Linked DNA regions of Mus musculus: region 2 is linked to region 1. The links are chromatin loops, found by intact Hi-C in ENCODE. Cell type or tissue: left cerebral cortex. All regions are shown on one strand. Links, peaks and the distances in the headings refer to the core of each region. The heading gives the core; the rest is flanking DNA. Region 1 overlaps Rims2 (regulating synaptic membrane exocytosis 2). Region 2 has its middle 22 kb from the start of Dcstamp.

Region 1 (12,067 bases), core at 2,042-10,041:
CTAAAAATTGTCATGTACATACACTGTAATTTCCAGAGCATAGTAATAGTTTAATCATATTTATATATGAATTTCTTCTGGAAACAATATTGAGATATAATTCACATAAGACATAATTCCTTAAAACTTATAGAACCCAACAGTTTTGATATATTCAGGTCATCTGCAACCATCTCCATATTGTCATCACATCAAAAGTAACCCCAAGTCTATCTGCCACTCATCCCGTCTCCACCCGTCAGCAGCTGCTCACCTAGTCAGCGTATCTCTTTACATTTCTCCGTGCTGGGCTTTCACACAGATGCTAGTCTTTTGTGACTAACTTCTTTCACTTAGAATAGTTTAAAAAAACTTTCATGTTTATCTTATGCTTTCATGTCTTGTGTGATTGATCCCTCTTATGTGTCTCTTCATCTATTAGTGAGCATTTGGGCTATTTCCATCATTTGACTATTATGAATAATGCTGATGTAAAGGTCGATGCACAAGTGTCTGTGTGCATATGTACCTTCTCATTCTCTTGACTGTGTAATGTGAGTGGGGTTGCAGGAGGATTTGATAGCACTATATTCAGTCATTTGGGGAAAAACTAAGAAATTCTGAACCATTTATCAGAGTATAAGAGAATACACATTTATCTTCTGAAGCTGAAACCCATAACTTTTGCTTTATAAATTTGTGACATAATTGAATAAACTTCACATTCTATATCTGAAAGTTTCATTGATTTTTAAGAATTTTTATCATTAAAGATATTTAGAGTGAAGTAGTAAATATAACTAAGTCCTAAAGATACATATATCTTCTAAAGTTGGGCTGGAGTTGAAAACTGAAAGCAGTATGGTCATGGTAAAAATTTTTCCATAATACCTAATGGCAACCTTATATAATTTATATTGACAATGGAGGAACCATTATCTCCAATGCCTGATAGTATGCAGTCAGCATTATTTCTTAAAGCCACCCTAAGGTATAGAAAGTGTGATGTGGTATGTGCATTGCTCTCTCATATCCCACCCTGATTAAGAGAAGTATAATCATGTGATTTTTTTTGCTTTGTAAATAAATATATATGTATATATGTACATATATATTTCTATTTAGCATACATATTTCTATATAGACTAAGGTATAGAAAGTGTGATGTGGTATGTGCATTGCTCTCTCATATCCCACCCTGATTAAGAGAAAGTATAATCATGTGATTTTTTTCTCTTTGTAAATAAATATATATGTATATATGTACATATATATTTCTATTTAGCATACATATTTCTATACAGCTAGAGACAAAAAGATCCCAGTGTTATCATAATACTCAGAGAGCCACTGTGTTTTCTTGCTCTCATGATGGCTGGACTATAGTTAGCCTATACATGACAAATTGGGTCATATACTTCTAAAACACAAAGATTTTAGGTGCCATGGAAACTACTACGTTTCTATTCTCAACTTCATATATATAATCTCAGTTGCTTGTTACCAAGCTACCTTTAAAGCTATTCAGGAAGACATTACTCATTTAAGGTCTTTTTTCTCTTTTATGATATCTAAAAATAATGTTTTTATTGGCTGATATAAAAGATATTTTATGCTTGGTTGATTTTAAATATTCTTTCTGGACTAAAACTTTGACTGATGATAAATCTAAGTCTCTGATTTCACTTTTATCATCAAGGTTGAAAACTTGCTCCAAATAGATCAAAGAAAATTTCAATATTTATTAGTAGTTGCTGTATGAAAGTGTCTTTGTTTTCCCAAAGTCTGAACTTGAGTTAAAGTTGTTCTGTCTCCCCAAGTCATCAGCTCACTCTTCCTCTAGATGGGTTTGTCACCTGTCTTTAGATGTTTCATTTGTCTGTAGGTTTCTAGAATGCTGTCCTGGTCAAGTGTATCAAAGTGGGAGCCATCCGGGACTTTGTTCATTTTCTAAAAAGGCATAAGCATAACCTTGTCCTGATACAAACATCACATCTTTTCCATTTGACTAGGTTTTAGATCTTTACACTTACCGTGTGATAGTGTACAGGCAATTCCACTGGCCTGCTCTCAGAGACCTAGAAACTGATTACATCATCACTTGCTCCTGCCCCCAGGTGCACCAGACATGTGCTGCTAATAAAAGTACCGCTAGTCAACCCAGCGCTCTCTCTCTCTCTCTCTCTCTCTGTCTCTCTCTCTGTCTCTCTCTCTCTGTCTCTCTCTCGCCCTTGCCCTCGCTCTCACTCTCTCTCTTCCTCCTCTTTGCCCCCTTTCTCTGCCCTCATGGCTCTCGCTCTGCTCACCATTTGTCACTCTACAGAGTTAGGGTAACAAAATATAAGCATATTTGGAGATATACATGGGTGTGGCCCCTTACCCCTTTTTTATTTTTCAAAAAATTGCCAGTGAAGTATCTGGTGGTGTTTTATAGTAGCTTTACCCTATGTATAGTAAGGGATTTTAGTAACATAATTAATATTAAAATTTCCTGAAATAGGATTATGTCTTTACTGTAAAAATCAACACCTTTAATGGAGGATAGGCTTTTGCAAGTCCCCATTTATTATCTCTCTTGCCAATGTCTGATCATTTATCAGAACAAAGGGAAGTATAAAAATTAAAAAAATAAACACAATCCATTTAATTAATAATGGTCATTAACTTTAATTTTTTTAAATCTGAGGCAGGCTTCATTAATTTAAGATTTGGAATTTTTAAAGTATAGGACAATTTTAATTTTGAGATCAAGAAGACTCTCCTGCTAGATAACAGGATAGTCAGAAGTACTCGAGAACTAATCATAAAAAATCTGAAGGAGAAAACATTGAGTTTTTCATGTAAGTGTGAGAATTTATATTTAGCTGAGGGTCTTTCTAAGTGGAAGAAAAGTATTAACAGTCAGTCAGAGCATAACAGATTCATGAAAGAAAACCTTAATGGGAGGCTCTAAGTCATCACCTTTAGCTCGTGGGCTGCAACTTCTCTAGGGGTCAAATGGCCCTTTCACAGGGTCACATATCAGAATCATTAAGATTAATAACAGAGACAAAATTACAGTATAAAGTAGCAACAAAATAATTTTATGGTTGAGGGGGGTCACTGCAACACGAAGAACTGTATTAAAGGTTTGCAGCATTAGGAAGGTTGAGAACCACAGGTCTAAGTTTCATTACATTTAATAGACTTATGTAACAGACTCTCAGGCTGTATCAAAAACAATTTTAGTTAAAATTTTTTCAAATAATTCAATCTTTATTATATTCTTTGGCTTAACTCTTTTTGGCCTCCAAGGGAATTTGAGAAATATGCAGTTACATTTGCACTTCTTACACAGCATATTCCCCTAAAGAAATATTAAAGAAAAACTTTAATTTCACCTTTACTCCTAATTTTTTTAAATCCATCTGAAGCATGTTTACATTGTTACCTTAAATGTCTATGTTGTATAAAATATAAATTCTAAAAATGAATTTTTAGTAATAAAAGGCAAGATAATGTTTTTATTTTGCTAGATGTGTAATTTGGGTAGATGTGTACATTGACTGAGCAACAATCTGTTAGGTATACCTAACTTAAACACACTTTATTTTTGGATACTTCCCTTACGCTGATCTTTGACAGCATTGTAGAAAGCCACAGCTTGGCCTTGCAAAGCACCTGATCATGTTCAATGTAACTGACCATTAACTTGAAGGTCTTCATTAGCTGTAACTAAGCTTTTATAAGATTAAGATTTTATACTTTTATCCCTGTTAAGTTTGAGCCATAAAATTTTAATTGAAGATCCCTTAGCATCAACATAAAATTTGAGCACAGGGTCCCCAATGAAGGAGCTATAGAAAGGACCCAAGGACCTGAAGGGGTTTGCAGCCCCATAGGAGGAACAACAATACGAACTAACCAGTACCCCCAGAGCTCCCTGGGTCTAAACCACCAACCAAAGAAAACACATGGCGGGACTCATGGCTCCAGCTGTATATGTAGCAGAGGATGGCCTAGTTGGTCATCAATGGGAGGAGAGACCCTTGGTTCTGTGAAGGTTCTATACCCCAGTGTAGGGGAATGCCAGAGCCAGGAAATGGCAGTGGGTGGGTTGGGATTTTCGGAGGGGAAACTAGGAAAGGGGATAACATTTGAAGTGTAAATAAAGAAAATAATAATAATTTTAAAAGGTACATATAAAAAAGTTTTAAACCATAAATATGGTAGGACCTTTAGCATTTTCAAAGACACTATTACCTAATAGACAATTATGTGGTGTCAAGCAGTCTTTATTCCTATATTTGGTTATTTTGAATCTGATAATAGTGAGCAACTGAATCATGATCAACATGGCACTGTAGCAACACCTTTTTAAGTTATCCAAAGTGATGGGGAAAACATACTTTCCCCAGAAGAGCGGCTGTCTTAAAATTCATTCTCAGAATCAGCTTGGTGAAAATTTGTACTAGAGTCATATAACCCATCCCTAAATATAGTTTACTTAACAATTATCTAATCTTAAGCAACAGATAGTCAAGCATCACTTAAAAATGGAATTGTGTTCTGATAAAGGTGTCATTAGGACATTTCATCACTGTGAGAGCATAACAGAGTACTCACAGCCTTGATGATACAGAGCAGTCACCCCAGCCATCTGCTTGACAAAACCAGAAGGCCTGATAAACATGTATGAGGGTACTGCCAGGAGAACATAGCATGTGTGTGTGTGTGTGTGTGTGTGTGTGTGTGTGTGTGCGCGCGCGCATTTTCGCATGTATGTATGTTTATAAGTAGTAGTAAACTATAAAATATATACTTATATATTATGTGTGTATATAGGACTAGACTATAAAATGCATGTATTATATATATTTATATATGTTTATATTTCTACATACTGTGTGTGTGTGTGTGTGTGTGTAAAAGAAGTAAACTATAAAATAAGTTAAAAATGCGGTATGGTAGGGAAAGGGTCAGTAATGCTCATTTTTTTATCACTTTCCATCTTTTCTACTGAATATGTTTGTGTGCTACATACTTTGTTTGACTGACAGCATGGTGGGTTTATGTGCAACCAACATGACCACTAATACATGAATAACGTGTTATGCTATGAAATTTCCTTCCTTGGCTGTGGGCCACCATGTGTGTAGCATGTTTACTGAAACATTTTGTTCTGATTCCTGCTTGTAAAATAGGCACAGAGCTCTTCTGAATCATACCATGCTCATTATAAGCTCAGAAGTGGCGCTTAGATGGCAGTGTAAGGACTTCTGCTGTCATGAGGCATAATAAAGCTATTTTGGGAGGAAAGTTGTTGGCATTTAATAGTATTTGAACATCGGTCTCATTTTCCTTGCGGTACAAAAAGAGTGGAAAGTGTGAATCTTTATTTTTCTGTCTTAAATTACTAACTCATGCAGAAGTAGTTCAGCCTGTGCCAGAGAGGTTTCATTGGGAACAAAATTGCTACTCCATTTGTTCTATGTGAATGAAATGTAGGAATTTAGCTTTTAAGCTGAAAAGATCTGTTGAAAATTGTGTCAAGAGCTTAAGTTCAGCTTCTTCTTTCTGTTAGCCTGAGTAACTTCAATGCTACCTCCATTCATTCCTTCAGCAAATACTCCTTGAGTAACTACTGTGTGTACATGCTGTACCACCTATGAAAGATGGAGCTTTGAATAAGACAGACACACATGTTGCAATGTCATGTGGCCTATGAGCCAGTTTCCACACTAAAGTGCCCTGTGTGTAAGCACACTAGGGAGAGTGTCTCTTCTGGTGAGGAAGGAGTCAGCACAGGTAGTGCTCAGGGAAGTGGTATGTCTCAGCCATATACCTCTCTGTGTAACGCTGAACGCCAGATCACCGAGCACAGAGACCACTGAGGGGCATCTGCTCACTAAGCTAGCTCCCCTGTGATCTTGGGGGGAGAATTTGTTTCTATACCTACATGCCCAGAAACAAACAAATCCACCCAAATATTTTAATTAATCTACCTAAGGTCCTAACAGCTTCTTTGCTGAAAGCGGGGGTGGGGGGCTGCTCTTGCATCCTTCCCAGCAAAGCATCCGTCTCTGTATTCTAACATTCCCGCCAAACAGCACACCAACACCAGTGGGAATGGGGGCAAGCAAGGGCATAACTCTCTGTAATAACTTTTGTTTCTGTAGTACTAGTACCACTAATATTATATTAGTACTTCAGTCTGCATTTAGGTTAAATTAATTAGTCCTTACCCTTGCTTATTTTTTTTTGTTATTGTTGTTGGAGCTTATGCTTTTATCTTGTGGTTTTCAAACATTTCAAAACTGTTTTTATCTGACTTAAAATATTGCAAGAATATTCACCCTAACATCCATCACTCTTGTACAAGCAGTTCGGAATTAAACTGAACAGTGCAGTGTCGTGTATGAACAGTGACACGGGAGACCCATATGATAGTCCGGTCTTGACGGGCGTGTCCGTGACGATGCTGCTGGACCTTGGAATTTAAACTTAGTTGGAAGAAGGGACAATCAAGGACTGGATGTGGTCAGAAACTCAGCTGAGTTAGACCTCCTGCTGCACCCTCGGTCATACATAGCCTGAAAGGAGCGTTCAAAGAAGGATGTGTGTGATAAACTAGGCTTCAGCATAGGAAAAGTAAGTGGAGAGTCGGAACTAGAGAAAATGTCTGGATTCTGAGCTCAAACACAAGTTCTATTATGTTTCTGAAGGCTGGAAGAAGACAGTACCTTTGAGTTTCAGGACAAGGTGGGGTTTGCCTCCAGTAACAATAGACAGAAGGCTTTGTGAAGATGACTCCCACACTGACGAGTGGATCCAGAGCCATGTGATGGGTGCATGGAAAACAAGATCTAGTAGCAACTGTGCATGTCTGAAAGCAGCAGGGGCAGGAGATAGGAGGGGGCACTAACAGGGCGGGGAACCTAAACGCCAAGTGTGGTACATTAGACTTTCTGCTGCCAACCCAGAGAGAGTTTGTTGTTTCCCTAAGGAAGATGTGTGATTTTATAATAGTTTAGAAATGTTTTTAAATTATGAAAGTAGGGGGTATATATGTATATGAATATTGATACCCATGACTGCCAGAGGCCTCGATCTCCAAAGATGTGGAGTTACAAGGAGTTGTGACCTATCAGTCATAGATGCTGGGAACTGAACCAGGGCCCTTTGCAAAGGCAGTATGTGCTCTTAACTGCTGAGCTATTCTCTCAGGCCTTAATATGTGATTTTTAAACAAGAAAATCTAGCCTAGGACAATCTGACAAAAAAAAATGTGTAAAGTAGAAGAGACTCAAGGCAAAATCGCAGGAAGGGCCCTGTGAAGGAGCTAAAATGAGATGATAAAGATGGAGCCTGGACGCAGGGTCCATAGATAGATAAAGAGAATGCCTACCACGGGTGCTTCAAGAGCTGCCTTAGTGCTGCAGTAGTCACTGTATCTTCAGATTATGCCGGTGCATATTTGCCTCTCTGTGCTAGCATATTTTATTTAATACTATGTCCTCTAGATTCACCAAATTATTGAAAATTATAAGAATTTTTCTCTTCACATGGTAAAAAGTATTTTTAAATGTTATATGTTAGATAATATTGCCTCACAAATAATATATTGCATAGTGTATTGCATAGTGTATTGTATATTATATTATAGAAAATATAGTCTCACATTTTTCTCTTAGCATACATTTATTGTACAAAATGAATTTTAGTGTAGAGACTTTCATACATGGTGTTTCGTGCTCTGATCGTATTCTCCTGCAGTTATTCTCTCTTGTCCCCCTTACCTACTTCAACTGGTGACTCTCCTTTTCCCAAAATGAACATTTCTACTTTTATGGCTTTTACTTGTAGAAATCTAGATTCTACATGTGATGGGGAAAAATAACTGATGTTGTCTTTTGGTTTCCTTTGTATAACTCTGAGTTTTGAGGGAACACTTTAAAACTTGGTTATTAAATATTATGGGTTGAGTTCATTTCTCCCAAATACAAATACATGTTGAAGTTCTGACACCCACAACTTCAAAACATGACCTTGTTTGAAAATAAGGTTGTTGCACAGATAATTCTATGCAGCCCTGTGGAAATCAGGTAATGGCCAACCCATTGTGACTGGAGTGCTTATAGGAGCTAGGCCAGATGAGGGCAGGGCCTCAGTGATGCAGCCCCCAAACAAGAAGCAAATGTCTGCCAAATCACAGGAAGTGAGTTGAAGTGCAGTCTCACATCTAAGGCCCACTCTCACAGTGTGGGAACATTCGCTGCTGCATGCATTGTGAGTTCTGAGTATTACAACCATGAACGGAGTTTATGATGTCACAGTGGCGTGTTGCTTTTCTTTGCACGTATTCCCAGAAGTGAGATCTCTGGGTCATGTGATAGTGTAGTTTAGCCTTTTGAAGACCCTCCATCCATGTTTGGGTAACTTACACACCCATCAGCCATGAATGAATCTCTTTTCTTTTCCATCCTCTCATGGCTTTCTTTCACTGGGGATGGAAGCCATGTTGGCAGACATGAGACGGCATTTCACTGCAGATTTAAACTGTGCTTGCCTAATTATTGCCTTAAATATCAATTTTTGATATTAAAGATAATTTTAAAACTATGCAAATACTTACTGAACTGAAGTCTTAATATTAGCAAAAGAATTGATTTAAGAAGATACTTTAATGTATTTTCTTGTTTTATATTGCCATTTATATATGTGTATGCTCAGAAATATACACTTAGATTCATGGAAACTTTTAATTATTATCTATAATCAATACTTTCTACTTTAGTAAAAACTACTAGGGTTTTTATGTTTTTCTAGAGCTACCACAAAATTCTCTAAATAAAACTTAGCTGACTTCAACCTAATAAATATTCTGAGTGTTATCGAGGATACCATAATATCAAAGGTGCAGCTCGGGCACATGAGTCATTTCTCACTACAAGTTTCAATGGCATTAGCTAAGACATTCTAGAAATGCATGATCTTGAGTTTCTTTTATATTTAATTAAGGAGCTATAAATTGGCACAGTTTATTCTCAATAGATCCTGTTCTTTAAAAATATTTCCAGGCTTCTCTCCTGCATGCCTCAGATGATGAAAGTGGGAGGCATATGTTCACTTTTGATTTGTTTCCTGAGAACATGGGGTATAAAAGACTGGCTCAGAAAATCCATTTACGTTGGTGTATTAAACAAGGTATAAGTGAATAAGCTGGGGCTTTTTAAATGTCAAAAACTAAAATTTCTAAGTACAGGTTCAAAATACTAATGAAAAAAATATCAATTCCAAAAACCAGTTTCAACAGGAATTATAGTCAGATGGCTCATTCAGAACTATTACAGAGGCTGGTATTTGATTTTAAATTACTTTCTCTGGGAGAATAAGATAAGAATATACCTGCTGGTGACATGTAGCTCCTTTATCAGCATGTATTGAGTTACAAAGTGTCCCTGAAAGCAAATCAGTGACCTGGACCCAGGGTCACTGTGATGGGCTTGGGAACAGGAACAATGTCATCAGTGAAATACATTTTGGCCAATAAGAAACATGGCTCATCTATGTCATATATGTACCCTGTATATACATATATGTACATTAATAAAGACAAGTGTATTTTTAAATGAACTACAAATTGACTTTGCTGAAATCTAATCACAACACTGTGGTACTGACACAAGCACAGACAGGCATCCCAAGGGACATACTCAGGAGCCCAGAGTATAGAGAGAGTATAACCCTTGCACATGTGGCCACCACTGGGTGGAGGGGATGCAGTCTCTCTCCATGCAGTGGAGCTGGGGAGACTGGACACCCACTGCAAATAAATCGCCATACAGCAAGTCTTGTAGTTATGCCAGTTATGGGGCTACTGAGCAAACTCCATTGCTTTGTGACACTGTGTGTTTCTGGGGAGGTGACCACCCTTATGTAAATGTCACACTTCATTTCTACACACCTGCATAGCACTCACACAGAACCCTTTTGATTTCTATCATGTTGCTCCTCCCTCCCTCCCTCTGTCCCTCCCCAATCTCTGCAGGTGACTCTCAGCCACACTCATGACTAAAAATTGCTTGTTAATATTATAGTGTACTTTTGGTGATTTTATTTTTATTTTGGTTCTCGGAAATACTACTTTAATAATAATTTAATACTTAAATAAATTGATGTCTTAAAGCAGCTAGAAAAACTGTTAGTTATGGCAGTAAAACCTTACTGGTCTTTAAAAATTTTATGAACAGAAAATAAAAACTGATTTGCCATCGCAATGCAAAGTTTAGGAACCATTGTGTTCCATTTGGGGTCTGTAAAAGTCAGTCTATGAAGAGTCACAGAACTACTGAATTTGTAACTAAGTTTTAGACAGGGTCTAGCTGTGTAGCTCAGGCCAGTGTTAAACCCAGGCCTCTCTGCTCCATCTTCTAAAGTGCATGCCACTGCATCCTGCTTAAGCTGTGAGCTTATTCTTTGGAAGTTACATTATATTGAAATTTTGTTAAGAGATGTTGGTGTTTGCCTGTTCTAAATTCTAGTTAATATAAATCCTTATTTCTAAGAAACATAGAACAAAGTACCAAACTCTAACCAAGAGGTTTATTTTAAGGAATATTTTGGCCACATTACATGAAAAAATAGGTTCTTTGCTTTTCTGTAGATGTCTATCGAGTTAGTTAACTCTACAGCTATGACAAAACACCTGAGATAAGCAACGTCAAAGGAAGAAGGACTTCTTGTAGCGAAGTTTCAGAATTTACTCCATGGTGGGCGGGTGCCGTTACTTTAGACCTGAAAAGCATGATATCATACTACATAGGAAGCAAGTGAAGAGCGAGGGAGACAGACTTTTCCAGATGAGTCTCATTTGCACAGATCCCATCATGCCACAATAGTCCATTCAGGGGTGAAGCTGCCAGTATTCAAGCCATTGATGGAGTCATAGCCTTTCATAATCCAACTATCTCTGTACACTGAATCTTTCAGGGCACATTTCAGACTCAAACTATAACATCCATCATGAAACCTAGTGCCACGATCAGTTGAGGAAAGAACAAACTATTAAGTTATCCAATAAAACAAAAATCTTAAAGATACTTGTATGTTTACTGAGTATTCATGATATACCACACATAGTGATTAATTCACTCTTGGGTAGTTCTCACAGTGCCCATACAGTTAGTATCTTTGTTCTCTACCATTTACACAAGAGAAAGCCAAGGTGTAGAAAGTAAGGAGTGTGCAGTGTGTCTTACAGCCAGGACTGTGGGACAAGAGTGTGTAGTTAGAACAGGGTTTCTAGGGCTGACCCTCTAGCACTGTTCCAGACAGTCCCCTGAATAACAGAAGTAAACTTCTTCCAGAATGTCTGAAGACTGAAGAATTAGCCAACGTAGCTCCTAGACACTTCATGAGAAGGAAGAGTTGAGACTGTTTTGGTGTTTTGTGGAAGTAAGAGGTTTTACCATAAGCCACTGAATTGGAAAGAAGCCCAGAGATATTTATATGCATGATAGAAAGAAACCGTACAAGCATTTTTGTGAAAAGAAGACATTGAATGACTTGTGTAAGTCTACCAATCTGTGTTGTTAACAATGGGTAGGATAAAAAGCAGGCTTTCTTTTAAAGCATAAGACTTAAAATGTCTACTAAGGGCTTCAGAGTACTGATGAAGACCTATATTGCTTATTCTCTAGTTTGAAGTAAGTTCTGTACCACCTGACCATTTCCTTTGGGTCCAGCCAGGCTTTTCCTCACAGATAGCCAACAGCTTTGTCAGTCTGCAGAGCTAAGGACTGGCTCCATTATTGAAGGGAATAGATAGCCAACAGCTTTGTCAATCTGCAGAGCTAAGGACTGGCTCCATTATTGAAGGGAATAGATAGCCAACAGCTTTGTATATCTGTAGAGCTAAGGACTGGCTTCATTGTTGAAGGGAATAGATAGCCAACAGCTTTGTCTATCTGCAGAACTAGAGACTGGCTTCATTGTTGAAGGGAATAGATAGCCAACAGCTTTGTATATCTGTAGAGCTAAGGACTGGCTCCATTATTGAAGGGAATAGATAGCCAACAGCTTTGTCAATCTGCAGAGCTAAGGACTG
Region 2 (12,067 bases), core at 1,795-9,794, 130 kb after region 1:
TTTAGCATCTGTTGATGTAAAACTTATTCCTGTGGTGATGAAATAGTGTTTTTTTCTAGTTTAATAATTTCTTACTTGTATCTTACTTATCGTGCTATCACAAGGCATAATCATTCCCTCTAAGGCACACTTTGGTGAAAGAGCAAATTTTGTGTGAGGTAGGTATTGTGCAGACAAGGAGATGACCAGCAGAGAACAGGCAAGGTAGAACACTGGTTTTTCCTCTGCCTCTCAAAGGCTTTGGATCCGAATGTCTGCACATGTCTGAAGATCTGCACATGTCTGTTCTTTCATAGATGTTCTTTCAAAGAAAACACTAGGGAGGGGTGGGAGCTCTCTCAACATTTCAATAGAAAAATGACTCTGACCTCTGCATGATCCGAGAGCTTCATGAGATTCCAGGACTTGGAATAATCAACCAGTGCTTGTTGGCACTTTCCAAGGTGGTGGACGGGATCTGGCTATACCTCTTTCTGCTCTGTCTAAGCCAGCATTTTATCCCTGGTAGACTTTTAATGGCTCAGCAAAGCAGGTATGTTATAGAAATGGGTAAAAAGATGGTCCTCTTGGGTTGACTTTGTAGGTTATTTGTTCACCACAGGCTGAAACCCTGTATTAGTAATAGCTTGGCCATCTGTGCTAGTAGTGTTCTACGTGTTCAAGCAGCTGTCTACCACCTAGAGCAGTGTTCTCAACGGACCTAGCAATGCAACCCTTTAATACACTTCCTCATGCTCCTTTGAACCCTACCCATAAAATTATTTCTCTGTTACTTCACAGCTGTAACTTTGCTACTGTTATGAAACATAATATAAATATCTGATATGCAGGATGCCTGGCATGTAACCCACAGAGGGGTCATGCCCCACAGGTTGAGAATTGCTGGTCTAGAGGTTACCTGCTTTGCGTATCCATGGAAACCTCTTTTACTTCTTGCTGTCCACCAGCCAGGAAGAGTCTTGTGGTCCTAAGACAACAGGTCCTACAAGCTTCCGAGTTGTTGACCTATATGCTCCTAGCCATGTCACCTACACATGTAGCTGGCTCCTACTGTCCCTTCCCCTCTCCTGGGAGTGCTCAAAACTTCCCTCCTCCGGCTGGAGGCTCCCTCACTGCTCCTGTTGGTTTTGTTCTCTGAAGGACACTTGAATAAAGCTCTCTGTGTTAGTGCCTCTTAAGCTTTTATCATTTTCCCTCCTTGGCCCCAAATCTTCTATAAAATATTGTCCCTCTTTTTTCTGTATTCTTTACTTCTATTTATTTATTTTACAAATATGACTTTGGTCCAACTTAGTCTAGTAGTATTGTTTTTAGAAGTTTAATTTTTCCAGTGACAGATGAGGTTGCATATCTTTTCAAGGGCGTATTCACTATCTGAATACTTCACATAAGCCTATTAAAATGTTTTGTCTTGTTTTTTTGTTTGTTTGTTTGTTTGTTTGTTTGTTTTGAGACAAGGTCCCTTCATGTAGCCATGGCTGTCCTGGAGAAGTGTGTGTGTGTGTGTGTGTGTGTGTGTGTGTGTGTGTGTGTGTATCAGGCTGGCCTTGAACTCACAGTGATCTACCTGCCTCAGCCTCCTGAGTGCTGGGATTAAAGACATGCATCACATGTCTGCTTAAAGACTTGGTCTTACTAAGTAAGGGATTGGGACACACTCTACAGAACAGGCCTAGAACTCACATCCACTTGTATCTGCCTCCAGAATGATGAATTTAAAGGCATACACAATCAGGCTTGACCTATCTCTGATTTTACATGTATGTAAATGAGGCATCCTAACACTGTAGGTGTTTGGTAGGATGGGGAGGCAGATTCCATGGAGTTCCTGCACATGCATTCATCGTTTAAGAAGAGTTCACATTGTTGGTCCATGGTTCCCAGGCTGGTGGGGAGGAATAATTCCTAGGATGTGTAGCTCTAAAGCTTACTACTTCAATCCATCCTCCGAGGACCTGACTTTGCTGCCAGGGCAGGGACCCCCACACTGGCCTGTTTGAAGCTGCTTAGGGATTCTTCCAGGCAGCTGCCATTTAGAACCACGCCCCATGGAATCCTGCAGAATTACAGCTCCTCAGTGGTGAGATCTCTTTAACAGAAGAGACCTACATTAGAAACGTGTCTGATTAAGAATTTTTCCAATCAAATTACAAACACCACTAGCTCCATGGTTGCTTCGTAAAAAGCGGGCTGTGTGGCATGAGCATCACGCGATAAATTCAAGGATGAATCACAAAGCCTAGTGGGGTAGTGAAAACACCATGAGACTCCACAATAAAAACATTCCTGTTAACACTGGTCACCCTGAATTTCCCCTAAACTGTTAGACCACAGAACAATCATATCTCTGATTATCATAAACACAGTGCACCAGTGCTATAGAGTGTGTTCTAGTGAAAGTGCCCATAATCACACACGGTTGTCAGCCATAGAAGGACCTGGGAAGGCACGGAGGCATTTGCAATTTTGACTTGTTTAAAACTGAAGGTTTTATGTGCTTTCATGTGCCTGTGTATAGGGATTTTTGTTTGATTTTGTTGCAAAAAGGATTGAACCTTAGATTCTCATGGCCTTATGAATGATAGGAAGGTGTTCTCTCAATGAGTCATCTCTAAACCTGCTGTGTTTCCTAAAGAAATGCATATATTAACAAATTTCTATAATGAATGATTTTATGCATATAATTTTTTTAGTTTATTCTCTCTACACAATAAGGATCTCACTCACATTAACCCAGACAAAGGATCAAATGGACAGGTTTTAGAGAGAGCATGTTGCTTTTAAATATCTCATTTCTGGTAATTATCTAGCCTATTTATATGCCTCACCATCAGCGTCACCGATATCCGGGGCAAGCATTTGACCCAGCTACTCTCAAGGAAGGGTGATGGTCACCTGGTCCCTTTGGTATTTTTTCAACTTAGTGAGGAAGTTGCACATATGCTTATCCAAAAATAAAAGTGTGCAGTAGATTTAGGTAAGTGCTATGGGCACAGGAAACAATGTTAGACTGCCATGCTGGTACCTCTGTCCTCCTTACCACAAATGCACAGGTCAGCTTCTTCTATGTGGGGAGGGCATCACATGCAAAAATGTCTTAATTTCATAGAAATCAAATCCACTCCTCTTGTCTCTAGCAAGAGTCATAGGAATTGGGACTTGCTATTGCACTCTGTTGGACACAGTTATCCTGTGACTGAAGGGGTCCCTTCCTGGGAAGGAGATGCTGTCACAAGGAACAATTCTGATGTTGAAAACAGACTTTGGCCTGCTCATTACAGTCTATGTTACACATCTGATTTTTTGTTTTTGTTTTTGTTTTGTTTGTTTGTTTGTTTTTCAAGACAGGGTTTCTCTGGATAGCCCTGACTGTCCTGGAACTCACTTTATAGGCCAGGCTGGCCTCGAACTCAGAAATCCACCTGCCTCTGCCTCCCAAGTGCTGGGATTAAAGGCGTGCACCACCACTGCCCGGCTAAAATGTGTAGCCCAGGCTGGCCTCAAACTCGTTATCCTCCTGCCTCTGTCTCTTTCAGTAAATCCTACAGGCATGTGCCACCACTACCGGCATGATTATTTAACTGTAGCTGGTCCACTTTAAATGGAAATGAAGAGTGGGTTGAATTCTTGGAGTTATCTATTGTGAAATGTGCTTTCTTAATCTCGTAGAGGCAGAAAGATGCTGGCGAGGGTGACTTCACACAGTTGCCTTTCTTCCCTAGTTCTGATGGCTTATAACGTCTACTGCATCAGAGACAACATCGTCCTTTCTCATGTCAAATCCCAGTTTGGTGGCAGTGCTGCATTGGAATCTTTTTGATGTCCTCACTGACACCATATTTACTATTGTTATAGATTTATATTGTTACTGCAGATATAGTGATTTTAACTAATTCGTAGGAATAGTCTCATCATGATTCTTCCTGTGATGTTAGACATTTTTTTCCTTTCTCAAATTCTGGGTCTGCTGCTTTTCTCATTAGGACCTAATCAATCAAGATCACCATGCAGGATGTTTTGAAGCTCTCAGATAGTTTTTGTTTTTAATTCCCCTATGACAAAGTGTCTCACATAGTTCATTCTTAGTAAGAACTAGCTGTCTCACTCAAAGATAAGTAACAAATACCATTGAGGTCAATTATTCACATTACAGAGGACAGAGGTGCTGGCTGGTAAAATGAATGGTGGGTGAATGTAGGTACATACCCATATTTGAAAATCTGTTATCTTAGCCTTAAATAGCCCTACACTGCACAGATAAGATTCAAATCAACAGTAGACTAAGCTTCCACATGTTCAGAGGTCAATTTCCCTTTTGACTCCCATCTATAATAGTTTTAGTGACATTTTCAAAAGCTAGACATGAAGGAAAGATGGTAACACGATACAGGAGACAACTGCCTTTTTTTTTTTTTTAATCTAAATTCTGAATGTCTGTGAACCTCACTTTATACTTAGAGAACAAATCAGAGTTAAGTTGGCCAGTAGACCAATTTGTACAAATGCAAACAAGTTAAAAATCCAATGGCATAAATAAACTACAGCTAGTCACACAGTCAGTGAAGTTAGAACAGAGTGCTCTCTGCTTTTGTGGATGGTGAAGTATACAGTGTGGTGTGTGCTGCCTCAAATCTTCCAGGCTCATTAGCAAAGGCTAGGAATGATGCTTCTCTGACCATGGCATACATTTATTTATGGAAAAGGATAGATTCAGAGAAACCAGGGAGGTCTCTGGGGGACAGAGACAAACATGCAGCCCTTGCTGACTTGCTCTTCCATCTTAGAGTTGGCTCAGTGTCAAAGTTGCCAGCATAGGATCAGAGGTGACAGCCATGTCATCTAAATTTGATCTCCTAAGTCCATAAAAGCCAGATGTGATGGCTTGCATTTGCAACCCCCATACTCCTTAGGCCAGAGGGGAGACAGAGACAGGAGAATCAGTGGAAGCTTGCAGGCCAGCTATCATGGAGTATGCAGGGCTACAAAAACAAGAGAGATAGTGCCTTGACAAGGTGCAAGGAGAAAACTAACTCCTAAAAGCTGTCCTCTGACCTTTACGTGTGTGTGTGTGTGTGTGTGTGTGTGTGTGTGTGTGTGTACATGTGCACACACACATACACACCACCACCACCACCACCAACAGCAGCAACAGAAAGGAGTGAGTGCATATGCAAAAAAGGAAAAGGAAATTCCAAATTTCCAAACCTGCATTCATGCCCTGGGAATATATGTTCTAAAGAAGTGAATAATTGAGATGATTAAGCAACCTCAGTACACACTCATCTGGAGAATTTTACTAAGCCTTGGAGAAGAGGGATTGTTGATTAAGTAAAAGCGCATCTACGTGGTGTCTATGTAATTAACTGTGTAACTGGTTATACACATAGGACTTCCACCTACTATTGATGAGCCATTGAATTTCTTCAATAACACAAAATGCTAATTGCCTGCCAACCAATACACTGCCTCCCTCTCTGTGGTCCAATTGCTTACTTGTGTGAATTCGTGAGGATAGACAATTTTGTCTATTCTTATCCATTTAATAAACATGACTTGCTGCTAAATGTATCTTTGTTTAGATGATTAAACTTGATTACATTTTTTTTTGTTAAATTTAGGGGATGATAGATAAATTTGCTGTAAAGGTGAAGGCAACCTTGTAAAACTACACAGTATGATAGAATGAACAGATTTTTAGACTGGGGAAAGCTGGATCCGAATCCCTGTGCTAAGCATTAGTGATATAAATGTAAGCAGCTTAGTGCTTGTCTCTCTGAGCCTGCTTCCATATGTATAGCTAAGACATAGCAATCCGCCCCATAGACACTCAATGAGATGACATGTGTAAAAGCTGGTGAACATCTCCCCTCCAAGTTAAATAAATAAATGCAGGCCCCTCTGGTTTTCTTCTCTCTAGTTGTTACCCTCTTTTTTTCAACTTCTGGCAATAAGTCTGATACACAGAGTAAAAACAGTGGAGAAGGACTTTTGACTAGGCCTGAGAGACAGCAGACCTCTGTGACAGTCCAGGTGGCAAATAGTTGAGGCTTTGCCTTCATACAGTCTCCGGTGCAATGACTTGACTTTGTCATTATAATCACAATGGCTGCATGAGCAAGTTTGCCTTCCAGTAAACATTTACTGGAAGAGCAAGCAGTAGGCTGTGTTGAGCTTGCATGATGTAACTGAACACCTGATAGTGCAGAAAGGCATTTGAGAAGTCCGTGGATGGCACAGGACATGGTATCATGGAGAGTCTTTTAAGTTAGAAACAGAGATGCTCCCAGATCTTCCCCAACACCTTGTTTTAAATGCCAGCTAGCTGGCTGACTTTACAAGTGACCTCCCCATCCCCCCCACCCCACCCCGGCTCAGAGATCATCTCTCAAAGGGCCGAGCTCAATAATCTCCAAGGAAACTGCTACTTCTTCAAACCTAGGATCCTAGGGAGACAGCAGTCCGCTGGAGAGAACCTCAAAGGTGGCCTGAGTCTTGGCATTTGATTGGCTTCCTCTTTCATGGTTGGTCAGTGAAACATAAAGAACAACAGGAGCTCTTGGGGTATTAGTGTGATTTATTTTCTGAAAGGGGGGGAAGATAACATTAGGTCAAAAGAAATGTTCTTTTTCAGAGGCAATTGGAACCGTTATTCAGTTCTAAATGTCATGTGTAATTTCATACAGTTTAAAGCCAGAGTGTGGTGTCAGTGGCAGACGACCTGAAAATTGAAGTCTTGCTTCTCCACAGCAAGCGGTGCACTGGCTGTAAACATGATATATTAATTAGAGGAGAAAGAAATCAATCGAAATTGTTTTGAAAAGGAAAGCGTCATAGAAAAGTGTTTATACAGGAATAATAAGGCCCCGTGTGTTGCAAATGGATGCATTAATATGTTGAAGAAAATACATATTCTTTCAAAATCCTTGATGTAATGAATTTTTTTAAAAAAATGCTGAACTCAGAATTTAGAGAATGAGTTTATTATTCAGGTGCTGTTGTGAGGTGACCCAAGTCCTTCTCCCTCCTGGCTCAAATCAGCTCTTCCCAGAAAACATAGTAAGTCTTACTATCCTTGCTGGGTGTCGGGCACATTACTGAGTGTAACATCTCACCAAATTTCTGATGGTATTGCAGTTTTAGGAATGAGGAAACTGAAGCACAGAGAAGCTTGTTCCAGAAGCAGACTTGAACGCAGGTCTTTGCTGCACAGTACATCAGCATGTTTTCTCTACTGGGCTCTTTGGATCAACCGTTCCTAATGAGCTTGAAGCAGAGCTGGTGCCTAAACCTTCCTTTCCTCCTACTTCATCTTGGCTGTCTTTCAGAAACCTGAGTGATCAAAACACAAAGAGAGAGAGAGAGAGCACGACAGCTATAGATTTTTTTCTATCTCTGAAAAGCAAATGAATGGAGACTTTCCAGATTATCCCAATTTATGATAATGACTCATTCCTCTGTATTCAGATATGTGGTTTTTAATAATACATCACACATGGGTGAATAATTTACCTTGGCTTTCCAGCTAGATTTTAACATTCTTATGAATAGAGAACATATGTCTTACTCCTTCGCTTATCTACCACAGTAATTAGTAGTCAGCCTGTCAATAGCACACAGCTTCCTGGAGAACACGTCATGCCAGCTGGGTGCGCTAGGGTGTGTCTGTGATTCCTGCACTTGGAAACAAAGGCAGGAAGATGGCTGCAGGTTCAAGGCCAGCCTGGTCTACACAGGCTAGCAAGGGTTAAAGAATGAGACCTCATCGTATGTGTGTGTATAAATATGCATAGATACATATGAGTGTATGTGTATACATATATGTGTGTGCACGCGTCTGTGTGTGTATATTGAATGAGGAGATGAAGGACCTAGACCAGGAATTCCTCAAGACTGATCCAAGGCAGAACACCACAAGTCTCTATAGCTTCTTTGGAGGAAATAATTTGCTTTCAAAGTAGAGCCAACAAACTCCATGCAAGATGTTCCTGGTTCATTTGGGTGTCCCCTAGGTGAGTCCCTTGCAATGCCACGCTTCTCCAGCTTCAGTAACTTGTGTGTGACCACTGTTCTTTCTATCCTATTTATATAGGCTCTGCTCTGTCATTTACTTAAACATTCTCTGAGTGAACTCAGCACTTTTACTTAAAGGAATTATTTAAATTGCTAATAATAATATCTCATGCAATACAAGCAGCGTGTATGTTGCTTGTGTCTATGTATATTATTCAGGAAGTTAATAACAGCAACAGCAATAACAACAAAACAAATAGATGCACTGTGTTTTTTTCTGAACGCTTTCAGTCTTTGATTGCCTGTGTGGAAGAGGTAGAGAGTCAGCTACACACACACACACACACACACACACACACACAAAACAAACCCTACTCTCACTTATAAGTCCTCGTTTGGCAGAACTTGCCCCCCCCACTCCCATTCTGTGTTGAAGAGCTTATGGAACTGCACTGAAGGGTCAAGGCATTTATTTATACACCAACTCCAGTGAGTGGGTAGCTGTGGGCAGCTGAGTTTGGGCACTGTCTCTTCCCTGGCACTCGAGGCTGCACCAAGAGCTTTCCCTATCTGTGAGCTTGAGTATTGGGATGGGATGGAGATGCAGTAGAGCCTAGATATCACAATATCCATCCCCCCCCCCATCAAAGAACTGTGATAGGGTACAGCCCATAACCACCTAGCACACCGCTGTCACTAAAGTCTTGTTGTTGGCTGGGATGTAACTCTTGCCATAAAGCTCTTTGCAACCATTCTCGACTGCTTTCCTCCAATGAAATGCCTACTACTAGTGAAGGGGTATACAAGTAGAAAAATAATTTTGCCGGAAAATATGCATACATTTTTCTATCATCTACACTACAAAGGCAGCCCTCGTTGAATGAGGGGGGGGGAACCCACTGGCCATTAATTCAGCTTAAACCAATGAATGACTTCTTGCATGTCTGTGTGGCTCAACCATGAAATCCTAGAGAACTTCCAGAGAGCCATGACCCGGAACACCCTGCTCCTCTTCAGAACACTATTTATAGTGTGTCCCGTGTGCAGCCGACTTTAAAGTTTTCGTCTCCAATGTTCCTCAGCCTGTGTAGATGGCATTTATGCAATTCAGAAAAAGACGCTTTGACAAGATTAGTCAGCAGCAAGGTCCTCTGACGCAGCTCCATCTAGTTAAAAATAGAAAGAGGATGCTTTGCCTAAGTCATCGTGCTGGGTGGCATTAGAGAACTGACCACAGTTTTGGTTCCCACATCCTGTTCTTTTATCCAGAAATAGACGAAAACTCTGTCCCTGGATTTTCGACAAGACCTTTTGCTTCTGTGACCTTGGCTTTCTTCTCATTCTTCTTGTTCTGTGTTCTTCTGCCCACTTTCCTCCCTGCACTCTGTAATATAAAATCTCAACTGTCAGCCAGGGGCTCTAGAGTCTGTTCTGACCTCTACTCTGTCTCCCCACCCAACCCCTGGTCCCAGGGGTTGCAAACTCTAGGCCAAATTGACAGTGTGACCTAAAGTCTGGCAGGTGTGTGAGGCAGCCCACTTATATCTCATCTGCAGGATGAGGAAGCTCCTACTGCATTTCCTACAGAGCCACTGGCTTTTTCCAGAACATTCAAAGACGCAGGTTATTATGGGAACTCATCTAATTATTAATGTTAGAAATAAAATTGTATTTTACTGTGTTTTAAAATAAAGTAGAACCCAGAGCATGAACTTTAGTTTGTAGATTCTGCTCCAGTGTTTTTTGGAGATTTTGTATGTTGAGAAAATGGGACTCTACAAAATCTAGAAGTTCTAGGTGAAACTGTCTGCCTTTTCTCATTCTTGACTTATGATACTAAAAGGGTATGAGTCTATAACAGAAGCCCTGGAATCCGATTTACCACTGGCTCTGTGTAGCTATAGAACTTCATACTAACTGCTTCAGTGGCAATGACCTTCAGACATCTACAAACCTCCATCGGCCTGTCTTTCTCATCTTAGAGACTGACTCCCCACAGCAGTTGATGGTCCATATATTTTTTTCATTTTCTCACATTAGAGGGCAGCTTTGTTGGCGGCCTGTTTTGTGTAAACCCCAAGCAGTAACATTGATGAAGCACTCAGAAAGTCTCCTTCCCTTGGGGCAACTATCATCATTCCTAGCACCTGCTACTTTCTGTTTCCATCTCTGCTACAGCATCTCAGTCCTCTGACCCTTTTCTCTATAAACAAAACAACAACAACTGTAGGACTATGAAAGGCAGCCTGATTTCTGGTTGAGCTAGGTTGGAAACCTGGAGACCCTGCAGTGGATAACCCTGCCACACTCCTTAACACCAGGCTCCTGACACATGGTTGCAGCTCTCCATAATTCTGTGGCCATCAGTCACATAAGGGCAACGCCCCAAGCCTCTCCACAGGTAGAGGATGTGACTACAGATCATATAGCCTGAAGACAGATCTCCATTTTAATGAACTACCTAAAGGCCTGGAGGCTTAGCCAATGATACTAAAACATTCCTCCCTGCAACAAAGTATTTAACCTCAAGCCTGCCCTGAGAAAGTGGGGTACAGTTTACTCTTGGCCACTCTCAGCCATGACAATAAATGCCTTAGAACCATGGACTGTCTCTTTTCATCAGGACCTGTTGTGAGGAAGCAATGGAACAGGCCTTGGTCTAAAGAGCTGGCCGCTAATCTATCCCAGAAGGCCTCTCAGGGCTCCCAGCCATGGCCTCCACCAAGCTAAGCCGCCCACTGACCAAGCCAAGGACTCTCCTCCCCATGGAACCTAACCGGAGCTCCCTTCTTTTCCCCTTCGGCCCTGGGCTAGATCCAGCCCACCAGAGCCCCCACCCCTGTTTTCAGCGCTTCTGTGGTTCCCAACAGCATCTAGGTGTTCAAGAGCATGAGAACCAGATGCCCGCAGCCTCCTAGCAGGTCCGGGACCCCCGGAGCGGTGTCCAGCAGCTTCTCATAGTCCAATACCTGCCCCTCACCAATGTGAGATCAGCACAGTCAACTTCCGGAGTCCCACCTCCCGAGCAGGCGCAGGGTGGCGTGGGAGGCGGGGGGGGGGGGGGGGGGGGCAATGCCAACTCCAAGCAACCATGTTGAAGTCATGTGGGGAAGGGTAGAGGCTCACAGCAGGACTAGGTTGGCTCTCCAGTAGCCCCTGCATTGGATGCCAGGCTTTCATACCCCAGTGGTGCTGCAAATATCCAGCTAGCCCCTAAAATACTGTGTTGAACGTCTTATGGCCAATTCTAGCAATCATTGTTAGGGATGAAAATAAACCATTCAGAAGAATAAAAGCAATGTGGCACATTCCCATCTGTCCTTTGGAGGCGTTGAATGCTTAAGTTAGGAGAGTCTGGAGAATTCACACCTCTCAGACTTACTCAGTGTCTCCACCTCCCTGGTCCTGCTGTAACCAGTGACCAGACACGGAATGGTTTCCCATGACTATATAGAAATCTCTGCCCTCAGAAATGTGAAGTCTAAAAGCGCAAATTAATAGGTCAGCAGGGCTGTGCTCCCTTCAAAATTTCTAGAAGCTTCTTTACCTGTCCCTTCCAACCTTTGGGTGGTTTCCCGAAGTCTTTGGCATTCTATGGTTATAGCATTGTGATTTCAATTTTTGCCCCTGTCTTGGGGAGCTTAGGAGGCATTGGCTTTGTAGGAAGTGTGTCACTGGAGGTGAGCTTTGAGAGTGAAACCTCATCTGCTGCTACTTTGCTCTCTGAGCCCCCAGTCTCCTGCCCCTATGCCATGCGTGTTGCTTGCTGCCATGATCCACTCTGCTACCATGGACTCTTATTCCTCTGGAACCATAAGCCTAAATAATCTTTCTTCCTATAAGTTGCCTTTGGTCGTGGTGTTTTATCACAATAATCACAATAAGAAAGCAGCTACTCCAGAGGAGGAGATGCAACTCTGGCCCGAATAATATTTTGAAAGGACACTTGTGCTCCTTATTTTAGCTTACATACTATTGACACAACAAATCCCAAGAAAGTGGGATTCCTCCTGGAATCTCATACTGGGGAAGAAGTAATAAAGACCTGTACTCTCCA

What was found. Peaks named below come from ENCODE experiments on the same cell type or tissue, not always from the same donor. Only the 100,000 strongest peaks of a DNase experiment are listed, where the experiment ranks them.
Region 2: a loop joins it to region 1, with 2.5 times the contacts of the local background. A loop is called at or near these places in 1 of 42 quality-filtered maps.

Annotation. Positions count from the first base shown.
Region 1 is chr15:39,630,807-39,642,873 of GRCm38, forward strand. The region is part of intron 22 of Rims2 (regulating synaptic membrane exocytosis 2); the gene reads left to right. Among named protein-coding and RNA genes, the nearest start is that of Dcstamp, 110 kb to the right of the region's middle. In left cerebral cortex, for the core only: no CTCF peak of the experiment used is centred there; a DNase peak (open chromatin) is centred at 5,271.
Region 2 is chr15:39,761,930-39,773,996 of GRCm38, forward strand. It overlaps a transcript of Dpys not described here. Among named protein-coding and RNA genes, the nearest start is that of Dcstamp, 22 kb to the left of the region's middle. In left cerebral cortex, for the core only: no CTCF peak of the experiment used is centred there; DNase peaks (open chromatin) are centred at 5,757, 7,271, 7,616 and 9,160; H3K27ac peaks cover 1,215 bases.